Linked DNA regions of Homo sapiens: region 2 is linked to region 1. Evidence: chromatin loops called from intact Hi-C (ENCODE). Cell type or tissue: dorsolateral prefrontal cortex. All regions are shown on one strand. Each heading gives the region's core, and the rest is flanking DNA. Links, peaks and the distances in the headings are about the cores only.

Evidence for each region. Hi-C counts contacts between places; a loop is a spot of excess contacts. Peaks named below come from ENCODE experiments on the same cell type or tissue, not always from the same donor. Only the 100,000 strongest peaks of a DNase experiment are listed, where the experiment ranks them.
Region 2: a loop joins it to region 1, with 2.3 times the contacts of the local background. A loop is called at or near these places in 1 of 110 quality-filtered maps.

What each region holds. Positions count from the first base shown.
Region 1 is chr12:106,641,576-106,649,913 of GRCh38, forward strand. The region is part of intron 3 of RFX4 (regulatory factor X4); the gene reads left to right. All of the region lies in intron 1 of LOC100287944 (a long non-coding RNA gene), which reads right to left. Among named protein-coding and RNA genes, the nearest start is that of RFX4, 63 kb to the left of the region's middle. RefSeq lists an enhancer at 2,860-3,361. In dorsolateral prefrontal cortex, for the core only: no CTCF peak of the experiment used is centred there; DNase peaks (open chromatin) are centred at 2,942, 3,376 and 3,696; H3K4me3 peaks cover 1,076 bases; H3K27ac peaks cover 3,735 bases.
Region 2 is chr12:106,490,381-106,498,718 of GRCh38, forward strand. POLR3B (RNA polymerase III subunit B) reads left to right here. Exons shown (of 28, transcript NM_018082.6): 24 at 5,675-5,778; 25 at 6,372-6,538. It overlaps LOC100287944 (a long non-coding RNA gene), which reads right to left. Exons shown (of 4, transcript NR_040246.1): 4 at 6,030-6,166. Among named protein-coding and RNA genes, the nearest start is that of RFX4, 88 kb to the right of the region's middle. RefSeq lists an enhancer at 509-1,086 and a silencer at 3,808-3,972. In dorsolateral prefrontal cortex, for the core only: no CTCF peak of the experiment used is centred there; no DNase peak of the experiment used is centred there.

The sequences.
Region 1 (8,338 bases), core at 235-8,234:
TCTAAATAAAGGGTCACATAGATCATTCCAGAAGAAATTTCACCCTCCAAGTCACAAGGTCAGACAGTGAATTTTTTTTAATGATAAGTCTATTTTCAAAGCCAAACCAAATCTGAGAATTTGTACATATTCGCCTATTCTTATCAAAAGACATCAAGTTGTTCAAAGAACATTAACGTTTGCTCTAATTATCTTTATATTATATGTTTAAGATAGAATTTCAGTCATTAACTAATTCAATAAATGTTTACTGAGCACCTGGTATTTGCTAGCTCCTTGTTCTAGGCTCTGGAAATGCAATGGTGGATAAGGTAGACCAAGAAGAGGAGCTGATGACAGGGGAAAAAGGGGAAATATCTATATCTATGTCTATATCTATCTATATCTATATCTATCTATATCTATATCTATATCTATATCTATATCTATATCTATATCTATATCTATTTTTTGAGATGGAGTTTTGCTCTTGTTGCCCAGGCTGGAGTGCAATGGCGTGAGCTCGGTTCACTGTAACCTCCGCCTCTTGGGTTCAAGTGATTCTCCTGCTTCAGCCTGCCGAGTAGCTGGGATTACAGGCATGCACCACCATACCCGGCTAATATTTTATTTTTAGTAGAGACAGGGTTTCTCCGTGTTGGTCAGGCTGGTCTCAAACTCTGGACCTCATGTGATCCACCTTCCTCAGCCTCTCAAAGTGCTAGGATTACAGGTGTGAGCCACCGTGCCCGTATATATATGTCATTAAACTAATGACACTCAGGGCACAGTGGCTCACGCCTGTAATCCCAGCACTTTGAGAGGCTGAAGTGGGAGGATCGCTTGAAGCCAGGAGCTCAAGACTAGCCTGGGCAATATAGTGAGACCCTGTCTCTGCAAAAAACAAAAAACTTAGCTGGGCATGGTGGCATAAGCCTGCAGTCTTACCTACTCTGGAGGCTGAGACAGGAGTATCGCTTGAGCCTTGGAGATCAAGACTGTAGTGGCCTGATTGTGCCACTGTACTCAAGCCTGGGTGACAGAGCAAGACCCTGTCTCTATTTAAAAAAACAACTAATGATTGATAGATAAACAAGTAATGCATTAGATAGTGAGAAGTGCTGTGCAGAGACTTTAGCTTGGCTAATACGATAGTGTCTGAGAGGCTATTTCAGGTTGAGCAGTAAGGGCAAGTTTCTCTGAGAAGGTGACATTTCAGTGGATACATGTATGACACCATGACAGTGTGAAAACCAGGGACAGGGGAATGTTGCAGGTGGAGAGAACAGCTTCTACAAAGGCCCCACTGTTGCAGGTGACCTCTCCAGATTGAGCAGAGTTGTGCCTACAGGTGGTTTATTAGGGCATGCGCCCAGCCTCCACGCCCATAGGGGTGTGAGGGATGCTGGAATAGACAGAGGGGGTGTTAGGCAGTGAAGAGGTTATCACAGAGGCTTCAGCCAATCCTACAGGGAGTTCTGAGGTGGAGATGGCCAGTTAAAAATGATCTGAATCAAAGCAACGGATCCAGACCTTTATCCCCCAACCCCATTGTCCATCACTGAATACAGGCTGCCCCCAGGGTGGGGGTGTAACTTGGGAGAGGCGGTTGCCTTCATGTTTTGCTGAGGATCACTCCTTGGAATGATTCAGCCTCCCAGTAGGGGGAACAATGTCTCAGTGCCTCAGGGCAGTCTGGGCACACTCAGCGTCCACCACTCCTTCCCGGGATGGGAGCAGGCTGAGCTTGCTGAAGGACCCACGAGAAGGTGGCCCATGTGGTTGGAGCATAGCACACATGGAGGAGAATGACACAAGATGAGGTGGGAGAGGCAGGCAGGGGAGAGGCTACATAAGCAGTAGGGAAAAGAAAGTAGGACATTAAACTTAGATAGGAACAGTCATGCTTAAAACGGTGTGGAGAACATGTGACCTCCTACGTAAAGCTGCACATGTATCATCTTTTAAAAAATATGGTTTCAGTATAAAAACTTTCTCTCTCAAAAGAGAGTGGATGCACCCTCCATTTTACAAGGAAAAGTGACATGATTTACAACGTGTCCCCTTTTTGCTGTGGCTGCCGTGGGGTTGAGAGCTAAATCTGATGCTTACAGACTTTTGCAATCACTTCTTTCCTTTGTCTAATTTTCTTCTTCTTTTGCTAGCTTAAAAAAAAACCCAGGATATAAGTAAATTTAATAAATATATTTTTGCTTTACTTTTATTTTGTTTACACAAGAAATACATTTCCTTGTTAAAAAATTAAAAACATTATAGGTAAGACTCCAGTCCATTTCTCCTTGTAGTTCTTTGCCTTCTCCTCAAAAGCAACCCTATTCAGTGAGACATGTGTGTGCATGTGTGCACTTGTGTGTATACATATGTGTAGATATGTATTACAGACCCTTCCCTATGAATTTGCACACATATGTATCTGTAGAAGTTTCTGAAGTATGGTTTTTAATTTAGCATTGTCTCCTTTATAAAAAGCATGCAGATGTATCACACTAAAAATATTGACCCGCAACCTGTTATGCTGTATTGATCCACTACTTGCTTTCTTCCTTAGTAGAATGTCCTGAAGCTACACTCATGGTTCATAAAGAACAACCTCATTTTAACTGCAGCTCAGTGTTTAGCATAAGACAATGGCAGAATTAATGTTGCCATTTCCCCTTTTTTTTTTTTTTTTTTTTTGAGACAGAGCCTTGCTCTGTCACTCAGGCTGGAGTGCAATGGTGTGATCTCGGCTCACTGCAACTTCCACCTCCCAGGTTCAAGCAATTCTCCTGCCTCAGCCTTCTAAGAAGCTGGGATTACAGGCGCGCACCGCCACATCCAGCTAATTTTTGTATTTTGGTAGAGATGGGGTTTTACCATGTTGGCCAGGCTGGTTTTGAACTCCTGACCTCAAGTGATCCACCGGCCTCAGCCTCCCAAAGTGTTGGGATTACAGGCATGAGCCACCCCACCCGGCGCCACTTCCCTTTTGATGAACATTTAAGTTTTGTTCAAATCTCATCTTTGCCATTACAAGTAGGGCCTCACGGAACATCTTCGTGTGTGCCCCCTTGGACACCGTGGGAGTGTTTCTTCATGTCTGTATCAAGAAACAGAATTGCTCCATTAACACTTAAAGTGTTGATGGGATTGCAAAATTACCCATCAAATGGCTTTACCATTTTATATCTTCATCTGCAGTGCAAAATACTTACAAAACAAAACAGGAACCTAATGCTAGGACAAGCATCTCATTCTCTGAGGCATTTATGTCCTTCATGCTGTGCCCTCTCTCCAGCGGCAGTGGCCAGCCCCTGAGGACAGAGAGGAGGGCAGGCCCAGGAAAGGACACTGGCCGCACCACTAAGGCGCCCGCCACCCGCCTGACAGTGTCGAGCTCTCCTGGGACATTTGGCTTGTTATTGGAATTGGGTTAGGAGCTATTTGCTTCTCCTTCTTCCCCTTCCTTGCCACAAACCCCCTCCCCCTCCCCCTAGAACAAATAACACCGCTCTAAGAACAAATAATACAGCAGCCAAGCAGCCTAAAATAATTGGGGACACGTGATCTGGAGGCAACTCCCAGCAGAAAACAGGCAAATATTGTCAAATGCCTTCTGCCAAACACTTTCCAGCATCCTCGGTCACGAGGGTTAGTAAATCCCAACTCACTGGGGATGGTGAGCGCTGCTGGAATCCCGGCCGCACAATAACCTCTATTCATGCAGAGAATTTCGAAATGGAAAGCAGCCTGTTCCGCAGTCCCGGCCTACTTGCTGCCAACACATGCCCCCTCCGTGCCCCGCCCTCGCCCGCCACCCTTGCCGCCCTTACCCAGAGCTCCTTGTACGCCTTCTGGGTGGGGACGTTTTCCCTTCCAGCAATTTACTGAAGAAATGAGGCTCTTCCAAAAAGGAGGACAGAAGATCAAATTGTCACTTTCGGGGGGGATTGGGGGGAGATTTTCCTTTCTTTTGAAAAAAATTAAATTGAGGACTTGGGTGGTTGACAAGCTATCAATATTCCAAATTAATATGAAACAAAAGAAATTTATAATTTCTCTTTAGAATGTTCTGGAAGGTCATAGGTAAGACATTGGGTTTGGCACTGTTCCAAAGAAGAAATACATTGACATTTTAGACCAGATCACAGCTGCTAGATCAGACTCATTGGATGTAACCGATAACTGACATTTTGCACCCTTTTGTGACTTGATTCTTACTCAACAGTGACAGAACATTGCTTTCATAATGTGAGTTAGGTAACATGGTTCTAAAAAGGGAGGCTGAACACTTTTAGCTCTGAACACAACCAGTGTTGATAGATAATGCCACTAGATGTGACTGTGTCCCTCCGGATGACCTCAGCTACAGATGGAGAAAGGTCAGTTAAGCTGGACAACCCAATGCCAAGGGCAGAAATTTCTCAGGGAATGAGATGCTGTGTTGTGGAACCACAACTTTTTTTAAAAAAAGTATTTTGTGCTGTGGGTAAATGTGTCAAATGGTAAAGCCATTTGACGGGCAATTTTGCAATCCATTAGCATTTGAAGCACATGCAGCCAGCAGCTGTGCTTCTTGATGCTGGCAGGGAGAAACACTCCCACACAGGTGTGTAAGGGGGCACATACGAAGATGTTCTGCGGGGCCTTATTCATAATGGCAAAGTGCAGTAGAGATGAGTAGAGTACTGGGTATAGGTGGAAAGGGACCACTGAGGAGGTAGCTTCTGGTAGGGGATGGTGCCAAAATCACCTCAGCTACTGTCCAGGACAACCAGAGCTCTGGGCTGCAAACCTGTAGCCTAGGCCCCAAAAGAAGCATTCGGAACCAAATGGAAATTGCAACACTGTGCTTAATACATTGCCTAGTTTTATCCAAAAAAAAAAAAAAAAAAAAAAAAAAAAGAGGGGACTTGAATAACCAAAAACTGAGCTGAGAGATTCCAGAAGCTACCTAAGCCCAGGCCTTACTAGAACACTAATTCAGTAGGTTGTAGGTCAAACCCAGCGTAGGAATTGGATGACTACTGTTCTGGTCCAGTTTAGACATTACAATGGCAGGAATAAATCTCTGATTCAGTCCATTGCCCCACATCAGCCAAACCTACAGGTTCAGCAATCACCCGTGGGATGCCAGGCTTGTCAGGTGATGTCACTGCTGAGCACACCTAATCCTCATGAAAATCCTGTAGAGAAGGCAGGACAGCTACCTGTATTTAAAGAGGAGGAAACCAAGGTAGTCTCTTTCTACACAAAGAGGGGGACATTCCTGACTCCCCAGGGAAATCCTCAACAACAAGGAAGCTGGGTCAGCTGAAGTCCCCTGAGAAATGTCAGTGTCCACACAAATGCATGTTTCTGATTGGCTCGTCTACTTGGCAGCAAAGCATGGCTTAATGGTTGTGTAATGAAATAGATTGTTTTTTTGTTTGTTTTATTTTGCTTTGGAGTTTTCTAGACTTAGCCTCAGTCCTAACCAGAGCCTGTATGAGCCAAAGCCCACTGTTTTCTATTCATTTGCTGTCTGGTGGTGTTATCTCCCTAGCTCCCATCTTCCTTCTGGTAAACTGTCAGTTTCTTAAAGGCTGGGGCAAGAGTAGCATCTTCTTGTTCATGGCTGTATTCTACAGTGCCTGGCATATAGTAGGTGCTCAATAAATGTATTCTGACTAACCAAATGAATGTCAGTCTCTGGCACATAGTGAGAACTTTAGAGGCATCATACCTGAGTTCATACTTTTTAAGCCTAGCTTTTCCCAGCAGAGTCGCTGTGGACAAGCCACTTTACTTCCTTGGCCCTCCATTTCTTCCTCTATGTCCTAGGGCATAGTGTTTACTCATCTTGTGGGGGTAGTGATAGCCAATATGAACATCCCTAGCGCAGGGTAGGCACTTGAAAATATAAATCAAATATATTAATATTAACCATGCTTTTCCTTTAACTACCCAGATATTAAGATTAATAAAATACCAGAATCCCTTGACCTGTGCAAAAGCCTGCCTTCCTTCTTATTGGCCTTTCCTCCTTTCCCCTCCTTCCTCCTGCAGTGTTTACTGACTGTGTTCAGGACACAGTGCTAGGAACTATGTTAACATCAATAGGAATTTGGTTTGATCCCTGCCATCAAAGGACTTTCAGTTTAAGATACAAAACATTACCTGAATATTCCACAATATTGTAAAATAATGCTAATTGTTACTCTTTATTGAGTGTCCCCCACAATAAAGGGCCTCAGGCTGTGCATGGATTCTTGTCTAGTCCTCACAGCAAGCTTGGGAGATGGTACAGTTTCTCTCATTTTACAGATGAAGGAAGTGAGAGAGTTCAAGTAACGTGCCCCAGGCTATATGCTTGTAAGTGGTGGAGGCAGGATTCAAAGTCAGTGATCTCAAACTCTAAAACCAGTGCTGGCTCCTGATGAAGCTATTTGAGCCATAAGCTATGAGGAACCATGGCCATCCCTGGGAAGTAGTGAGAGCTTTACAAGCAGAGGATGTGGCTTTTCCTACAGACATAACAGCAGCTGGCATTTAGACCACTGCAGCACTCTACATGTTATTGAATGAATAAATGAATTTGGCAGGGAGGAAAGGATGAAGAAGTGGTTAGCAGATGGGGTTGAGTGTGCACTGAACATAGTTCCATGGAAGAGAAATGTGAGTTGCGCCTTGATGCGTGGAACACGGTGGAGGAGGTCATCCCCTGCGGTAGGAAGGTGATGGATCGTGTGTGTGGGTGGAAGGTGACAAGGTGTGTCTCAGGAGCAGGAAACGATCCAGTTGGCTGGAAAGAGGTATACGTGTGGGAAAGCAGGACGGAAAAGGAGCCAGGGGCCTTGGATGCCACGGTCAGGAATCCAGACTTTTGTGGAGAGGGAACAGGGAGCCGTTGACGGGTGTAGACTACTGTCTTGTCCTGATTGCTTAGCAAGGGTTTTTTTTTTTTCTACATAGTTTACAGTCTCAGATCTCTGTGACAACTTCAGTGATAAGTTAAAATAGTTAATATTTTTAAAAATCCTGTTGTCTTGTAAAGTCTGGGCTTTCTGTAAAAAAAAAAAATCCTGTGGGGTTTTTTTTTTTTTTTTTTGGTAAAAGAGAATGAAAAAGTTTCTGTTCTTGACATGTGTGCAAGAACTTGAGGAGTGGGCACTTTGAACTGACGCAGAGCGACCTTTCCTAAGAATACATCGATCATGCTGCCCCCATGCTATAAAACATCTAATCAGTTTAAAAGATCTCTGCATATACATATAAGAAATCACAGGTTTAAAATGAGGACAGTGGGAAATGATGCCAGGTGCCGAAACATTTGCTTTTCATTGTAAAGTGCTGATACAAAGCTTCCTCCATGTGCCTTAGGAGGCCACATGCTGAAACCTTGTGAGGAAGTCTTCTTAAAAATATATAACTCAGATAATGACTCATGTTAGCTAGCAGACTGAGCTCATTATCTCTCCATAATAGGATAGGCTCAATTCAAATATAATCAAGTTGTTAAATAGAAGATAAGGAAAATGGAAGAAGTGGGAATTTTTTTGTGATCATTAAAAAAAACCCAGGTATAATGGAGCATTGTTCACCATGTCAGACTAATGATGTCCTCTAAAAGAGAGGAGGAAACGAGAAAATTTCATCAGATATGAAGAAGAATAATTAACTGCCTTTCTTTCTGCCATGCTTTGGTCAGGGAAGTGGACATTCCAATTAGCAACTTTAGTAGATAGGCAGAACCTCTGGTTTTGGGCAAAGGTGTCATGATGCTATTCCTGTAGAAACTTATCAAGCATCAAAGGGGCCCTTCCATGCCAATTACATCCATTTGTTCATAGAGCTTATTAAAATGCTTCATAGTTATAAGCCACCTAGTTACTTTGAGGCTCAGAAGCTCCGGAAAGAGGAACAAAACGTGGGCTGAAATGTAGTAATTTAGGAGGCTCTGGCCTTTGACAGGTAACTGTTTAATTAGCCCAGCCTGTGTGAACCATGACTTACACCCATCTGATTTGAATAGTTTGTTGCTGCTATGGGTTCATTTGATGTGATGTTTCTTAACCATGATCTTGTATTTTAATCTTGACCTCTTGGCCAGATTTAGTAAGCACACAAGCCACAAGAACAGCAAATGGAAACTGAGGCACAAGGAGCTTAAATAAAGTAACTTACTTAGAAACTCATGCTGTTTAATGCTGCATTTGAAAGCATGATTTTCACCCTTAACTGTCCTCTCCTTCTGCATTTCTGGTAGTGGAGAATGGAGCCCCCCATTCATCCATTCTGCCCAGTTAGGAACCTGAGGGTTTGCTTGGTTACTCCTGTCCTCCTCACATCTGGCAGCATGAGGCCCACACCCTAAGTG
Region 2 (8,338 bases), core at 261-8,260, 150 kb before region 1:
AAACCATTCAACTGCTCATGGGAAAGCCGTGTAAAAACTGTATTGTCTTCTAGCGCCTCCTCTCATTTAGAGTGATGTTTTAATAAGAAAGCTAATCAAGTTTTCTTATGCATTATTTATCTGTTAACATGTAAGGAAGAGCCGAATTAAAATTATGTCAACCGGTATATGGCAAGTGATGTGATAGATCTGGAAATGATTCAACAACAGAACAAAGCCAATATGATTCAACAGTTTTTGTCTACTCCCCTCCCTCTGGGGATTATTTAAGGTGGTGGTGTGAAAAATAAAAGGAGGTTAATTCGATAGCTGGAAAAGGGGAGGGGAAGAACGGAATAACCACCTGTGTTAGCCTTAACATTTTGATTTAGAGATTTCATTTCTGAATGTATAAAGGCTCATTGAGATGAGTTTACTCAAAGCAAACCATGTCTTAATAGGAACAGTCAAACTTGAAAGCATTCCTACTGCTTCTTTGGCCCCATTTACCACCATATTCATCAGCAGTAAACTATTCCCCAATAGATATCTGCAACCCCAGGCCTCGTGAAAGTTATCAGGAGACAGTGTCTTGATGATGTTAAATGACCTGCACAACCCAGGAAGGAATGAGCTGCTTTTCTGCCTCTCCAGCCAAAGTTAGTGCAACTGCAACTGCTCCTTCTATTCATTAAGTTGGTCTCCTTTGCTTTGCTAGTTTGCTTCCTGCTGAGAGTAATTAGGTTTCTTATATAATAATAATTCCTTGTATTTAGATGCAGCCTTTCTCTAAGGACCTTAAAGTACCTCTCAGACATTAGCTCATCTGTTCTTCTAACACAATTGCTTCATGAGATAGGTGCTAATTATTCCCGTTACAAAGAGCAAACAACTAAGGCTCACCAGAAAGTGGTGCTTCCCCCGCACCCCCAAAGTAACATATCAGTGGAACAGCATTGAGTCAAATTAAAGTCACCCAATTCCTCGATTCACCTGCTCTACATAGGTCTAAGAGTCCAAGGGGTGATGAATTTTTTACAGACGGCATTTCCCCCACATTTATAAACCTCACTAATACTGGGCACTGGTTGAGTGTTCATCCCTTACTAAACACAGCTCTCTTCTTGCACTGTGACTGATGGAGAAAAACCACAGCATCATTTCACCATTCAGTGTAAGGAGTGTAAAACTGTGCAGAATAAATAGCCTTGTCCAACTGCTGAGTATCTGCAGAAAGTAAAAGGAGGTAATTTAGACTTTGATTAGGATTATTTCAGCAGACCATCCTGCCAGATGTGCTCCACATCATTTAGAGCATTAGAAAGTGGCAAGCTGAATTGTATAAATGTATGCAATATATTTACGAAGTTTTCAATATTCACTCAGATGACTTGACATAAGCTACCTCCGCCTATCTGGAGTTGGGGCCCTGAACCTCTACTTCCCCAGCAATTGAGGGAAATGATTCTTTTTCTCTTTCCTCACTCAGAAAAGGAAGAGTAATAATATATATTAACCTCAGAGGGGTAAATTTAATTCAAATGTGATTACACTTAGAAGGTAGACTTGCTAAATAAAAATGTAAAAATTAAAGCAGACTGTAATATTAAAATGAGAACTGGCCATCAGCAAAATTGAAACAATCTTCTAGTCAGGTCTCAACACACTGAAGTCACATCAAAAACATCTCTTGAATTAGAGATGGCATTACAGTTGTCTTCTGCAGTTGCCATTTGCTTTCCTGTCTTCATATGCTACTAGAATGTGTTAATTTTTCTTACCATTTTTTTCTTCTTTTCTTACCTTTTTTTTTCCTGCTTAAGATAGTCCATTACACAGAGACAGTACACTAAAACCAGTATTTTTTAAAGGCCAAAAATGACTTGAATATGTCAGTTGCTGTTTAGAATTAGGAATACTTTTTAAGCCAGGCATGGTGGCTCACACCTTTAATCCCAGCCCTTTGACTTGAGTCCAGGAACTTGAGACCAGCCTGGGCAACATAGTGAGACCTCATCTCTACAAAAAAAAAAATTAAAAATTAGCTGGACGTGGTGGCACGCAGCTGGATGTGGTAGTCCCAGCTACTAGGGAGGCTGAAGTGGAAAGATCACTTGAGTGAGCCATGATTGTGCCACTGCACTCCAGCCTGGACAAGAGAGTGAGACCCTGTCTAAGAAAAGAAAAAATGAGTATGTTTAAAGACAACCAGATGATTCCTGAGATTAACTTGACTTTTCCTGAGCAAGCCTATTCTTAAATGATTTCTATGTTGTTCTGTGAAGCCTTGGAAATAGAAATAACAAATTGGTGTAGGAGCCAGCAGTGTCTGAAGCATGATACAGAGAGCTGTGATAGTGGATGTCAGAAGTGCCTCTCCTGAGTGGATCGGCAGTCAGATTTAGACTCCCTCAATTCTTCCCCTTTACAACTAGAAATTAAGATGGATGGTGATGGAATAATATTTTGTCGATTGGGGTATTGGCAGTCCCTTTCTGCTCTAACTTTCTGTGATTCTATTTTTTTTTCTTACTATTTGCATTTGTTAAAAGTTCTATACTGTAGTCTGTGGTCCAATTCCCATTTGGCCCTCCTGAGTGCATTAAATGTTCCTGAGCATGTTAAACTGGTGTATTTGCATTTTATTGCTGGGAGGCTGTGCTGTAAACAATGGGGTTGAGACACCAGCTTGAGCCAGGGGATGAAATTTTATTTTAAAATCTGAAATGCTGTGTAAGCATTTAAGGTATGAATTGGTAATTGTTTCACAACAGCTTCCATTAGATATGGTTTATTTGTAGTCCATCCTCTTTTCAAGGATCCAGGGGAGTGTTAACACATTGAAGCGCACCGCATATCATTTACATTTTAAACCAGTGTTAAGGGAAAATGACCATAACTTTTAAGACTTCTAAATATTGGAATGGACTTTATGCCTCTGTCCCTGGAGAAAACAGTTTTAATCTTTCATTTGAAAATAAGAAAAGAAACCTTCCCGCTGTGATTAAGGATTTGAATAATTCTGAAACAGAGAAATACTGTTAGAAAAAGATAAGTCTGGTTCTAAGATTGAGAACTCTCTTTCTACCCCTAATGAATTCAGTAAAATACAAACTTTTAAAAATCATCTGTCTAATTTGAGATTCGAGATCATCAAATTCTGTCTAAATATTTTGTTTTAACTTCTAAGCTCATTATGGTCTCTTTGTGTTAACTTGTATTAAAATCTGTCAGCTATGACTGGTCTCATAAGCACAGTCAGCGGACCAGAATAAGTTAATTATTTACTTGTGTCACTAGTGCTCTTCATCTAATGAAATGCACAGCTGTGTTAGATCTGCAGTTGGATGTGTAGCTTCCATTGTTCCGCAAGTCAGCAGAGGGTAGAAGCCGCAATGATGGAGAGCCCTCAGTTCTTTCTGCTGTTCTGGCTTTCTGTGTCGATTTCATGGATCTTTTATCATTCACTTTCACACAAAACAAACAACACAGGGCTGTCTGCTATGGGAACCATCTTGGCATATAAAAGGGTTTTCAGGGCCTGAAGTAATTTTAAGTCAGCTAAGATTTAATTTTTGACTTACAGGTGCCCTTGGTTCAGATATTGCCAAAGCAGTTCCTATAATGGAAGGAAAAAAATCCGAAAGCTGCTTATGTGTATTTTTTTTAACTAAATGTCAGAAGAGGGCTGATAAGAAAACAACTTCCCCAGAAGGAAGCTCTGCACTAAATATTCTTAATCAGATTTCAAGCAAAGGTATTAGAGATTCACATTTCAGTGGAACGAGCACTTTTTTCATTTTAATAACATAATAAAGTTGAATTTGCTTAATTAAATGTGTCGATTAAAACTGAAAACACAAAATGTAAGTCATCTCTCTCCTTACCCACCCCCAATATAAGTATGTCATGCTTCCTTGGTCAGTTTCTGCACCTCCTGCCCCTCTCTCCCACCTTCTCTTGATGGAGGGTGGACAGGCAGCTTCCTCCTGAGCAGACGCCAGCCTCCTCCTGCGAACTGCTGCTTAAGGGGTGCCGAGATTTCTCTTTGGTTTTGTTTTTTCAGGGGTATAGCTGAACCCTCCATCTCCTCACCAGCCAAAATTACATTCTCCCCCGAGCTCGTCCCAGAACCGGCCCCTTTAGGGATTGCCATTTTTAACATTTTGTTCACTGCTGAACAATGTTGTTGTCGGTGCACCTAGATTTACAATTTGATCTCTTTCAAAGTAGATTTCCCAGTAGCCCTAGGGTTTTGTCAGATAATTTCAGTGTGGATAAGATGGATTTTTGGAGGGAAGAAAGAAGGCTCACACACTCTGCTTGATTGAAATTCTAACACATTGTAGCTGAATTTGAAATAAAGTGAACTGAATGATTGTTTCTGTTCTTCATGTAGGAAAGCATATATTTATAATAAACAATACCATTTTAACCCAAAAGCCAATTTAAACTAACTACATGCTCTAGAATTCAACTCCACAATATCCATATTGTTGTCAGCTACAATAAATCAGAATATTAATAACCAGTATTACCTAGGAAAATGGCATTCTTTTTCTTTTGACTTTAGCTCCTGGTGATTACAACAAATCGCAAACTATTGAAATAGTTTGAATAATTACATAGAATCAAATTGAATGAAATATTTGAGAGCAGTTTCTTTGCAATAGGGGCAGATAGTTAATAACTTTATACACAGAGAAAAGGAATTTTATCTTTTACTACCAATGTAAAAGTGTTTGTTTTCTTAGTCCAATGACACTGTACAATTCTAAATTATGGAGATTATAGTTAACAATCTAAATTCTATTCCCATTCCTCTTCCCAAAAAAATCAGAGGAATGAAAAACTATTTAGCAACAAAATCCCCTATAGGTTAGAATAATATTAAGGGAATTAATTTAAGAGAATATTAGTAGTGTATAGAGTTGGTAGATTTTTGTTTTGTTGTTTTCATTCTTAGAATTCCATTTCTAATTCTAGCCTTTTTTTTTCCAAGAACGATTTGGTATTCAATTTTCTTGTTCAACTTTACAAGTTCAATCAAAGATCACTTTCCTAATGGGCTGTAAGCTATAGGAATTAAAATTCCTTTGGGCAGTTTAGACTCAGCCAGGGGAAGCCCTAGCAAAAATCAGCCAACCAGCCAGAGCACTGCAGCCTATAGGTAGACCTGTTAGCACATCAGCCACACACAGGTACTTCTTGTCACTGGTTTTTCAAACCACATTGTAAGCACACTCCTCATCCAATCATTTCTGTGTTTGGGGGTCAGAGAACTTGGATTCCTATAACTTGGGTGTAGAACCCAGGAGATCACGAACTAGCTAATGAGGAGCAAAACTGCTGCTGACTTAAAGCTTCAGGTATGGCCACAGGCCTGGGGTCCAGTGAAGCTGCTGCTCTTCAGTCTCTGTGGCACAGGAGGGTGGGCAGGCAGCCCAACAGCACCATTGTGTGCTATGCCGGCAGCACAGTCCACAGGCTGCAGTGCCTTTCGCAAGGAGAGTCGTTTTTGAACTGTTTGTCAAGCAGGATTGTTGAAAATCACTTTTGTTGCTCTTGATAGAGGCCATGGGGAAGATTTTAGAGCAGTGGAAATAGAGATAGCAGCGGGGAGATCCCAATTAAGTACTGTATTCTTCCTTTCTGCCAACTTGCTTTATGTGGCATGAAATCTTCTCTCCCCCAGGTGTTTGTGGCTTGATCGTCCCCCAGGAAGACATGCCATTTTGTGATTCTGGCATCTGTCCGGACATCATCATGAACCCACACGGCTTCCCATCACGAATGACGGTCAGTGACCTGTAGGTTTTTCAGAGGCATTGCCTTTAAGGAAGAAGCAGGCAGTTAGTTTAGTTAGAGTGAGTGGAGGTGACGAGGACTCTGAAGCTGTTTTTTCAGGTAGAGCTCTTCTGCCCCTTGCCAGATAAACAGGCTTCCAGCCCCTAACGATTCTGGGCCACTCCCCTCTACATAAAGAATGAGGAGCACATCTATACCTCCCTTTGAGAGTGGAGTCTTCTGAGTGATGAATTTACCCCTCAGCAAAAGAGAATCCCTTGTCTTGAACCTAAATGGATCTCCCTTTCAGTGATTATTTTTAGTGATCCTGGCTCCACCTCTTACCAGCTGTGTGGCCTTGGACAAGTTGCTTATCCTTCCCATACTTCAGTTTCTTCATCTGTAAAATGAAGAAATATAGGACCTATCTCATAGGGGTATTGAGAGGCGTAAAATTAGATCACACATGTCAAGCTTAAATACTGCTTCTATTAATTTATTACTGTTATTAATAGTGGTCGTGGGGAAATGAGCTGGAGATAAATAAGCAGAGAGAGTGCTTGTGCCACAGGGAGGTGCTCACTTAATTTGTTCACATCCTGCAGGTGGGGAAGCTCATTGAGCTGCTGGCTGGCAAGGCCGGTGTGCTGGACGGCAGATTCCACTACGGCACTGCGTTTGGAGGCAGTAAAGTGAAGGATGTGTGTGAGGACCTCGTTCGCCATGGTTATAACTACTTGGGGAAAGACTATGTTACATCCGGCATCACAGGGTAAGCATGCGATTGAGCTATTTTAAAGAAAAAGAATGGTTTTACTAGGATAGGGGAGACAAAGCCTTAAGGTATACTCTATTAAGTATACCTTCAGGCAAGCTTGTACAGCCCGTGGGCGGCATGTGGCCCAGGACGGCTTCGAATGCGGTCTGACACAAATTCGTAAACTTTTTTTAAAAACATTATGAGAGTTTTTCATGATTTAAAAAAAAAAATTTTTTTTTTTTTAGCTCATCAGCTATCATTTGTGTTAGCGTATTTTATGTGTGGCCCAAGACAATTCTTCTTCTTCCCGTATGACCCAGGGAAGCCAAAAGATCGGACACCCCTGCCTTAAGATGTAAGCATTAAGGCTATATGCCTTAAGCTTTATTTTTTTAAGAAACTGGATACAAGAAAATCTAACTTTAGAAAACTAACAATTGAGGAGTGCTGTTTGTACTGGTAAGATTATAATTTGGAAAGTAGATTTTTGGTAGGCCAAAGCTGGTGGATCGCCCAGGAGTTTGAGGCTAGCCTGGGCAATATAGTGAGACCTCGTCTCAAAAAATATAAAGTAGAAAAGATTTAATTTACCAAAATATGATTTCTACCCTATGCCTACTTTTAAGGAACACATCAATTACATATAATGCAAAGTTTTCCTTTAACTGTTGAACTTTCCCTGCAATTATGTGATGAGTATCAGAATAATAAATGCTTTGACAGATAGACCAAGGCCTAACATTTGTGCATGTGTTCACTAAAGATGTGCTAAGCACCTACCTAATATGTGCTAGGCACTGAGTATATACCAATAAATACAGTAGACATGGTCCCAGTTCTATGGAGCTGACCGTTTAGGTGTGTTGCTAGACATTAAAAAATAATAGACACAAGGTAACTTCTCAGTAGGGCCTACTGTTACCATCTAATTTAAAACTATAACCCCATACTGCCCATTTGCTGCTTTATTTTCCCTGTAGCACTGACCATTTTCAAATATACTACATAGTAATACTATTGCCTGTCTCCCCAACTAGAATGTAACCTCCATGAAAGCAGGGCTGGTCTGTTTTGTTTACTGTTCTATTTCCAGGGCATAGCACAGGGCCTGACACACAGCAGGCACTCCATAAACATTTATTGAAAAAAGGAATGCAGACAAATAAATACAAGTACATATAGCTCTCACCAAAATGAAGACAGAGTGGGTGAGAAGGCCCTGTGAGGAACTGGCTATGATATTTCAACTGAGAGATAAAGGGTGAGAAGGATAGGGCATTCGAAGAGTGTTTAAGGGAGAGGAAAAGTTATGTTTGACACTTTGCCAGGGAAAGAGCTTGGTAAGTTCAGGGAACAGGAAGAGGCCAGCCTGGCTGCGGTGCAGTGAAGAGGCAGTACCGGCAGCCCGAGGTGAGGGTGGAGGGGAAGAAGAGCCAGGCGACCAGGCTTGGGAGCTTGTGTTAACCTGTGAGAAACAGATCTCTGCAATGATCGTGAATGACAAGGTTCTGAAGCTGGAATCATCGTGGTTTTTAAAAGTTCAAATTAGTTGCCTAAATTAAGACACACTTAGGTATTTAATGCCAGATAAAACTCCAGGACCTAGTGTTTCTAGTGTTCTTCTGGGTGTTGTTTTTTGTTTGGTTTTGGGAGTTTTTTTTGTTTTTTGGGGTTTGTTTTTTTTGTTTTTTTGAGACAGAGCTTCGCTCTTATTGCCCAGGCTGGAATGCAATGGCGCTGTCTCAGCTCACTGCAACCTCTGCTTCCCGGGGGGGTTCAAGCAATTCTCCTGCCTCAGCCTCCCGAGTAGTT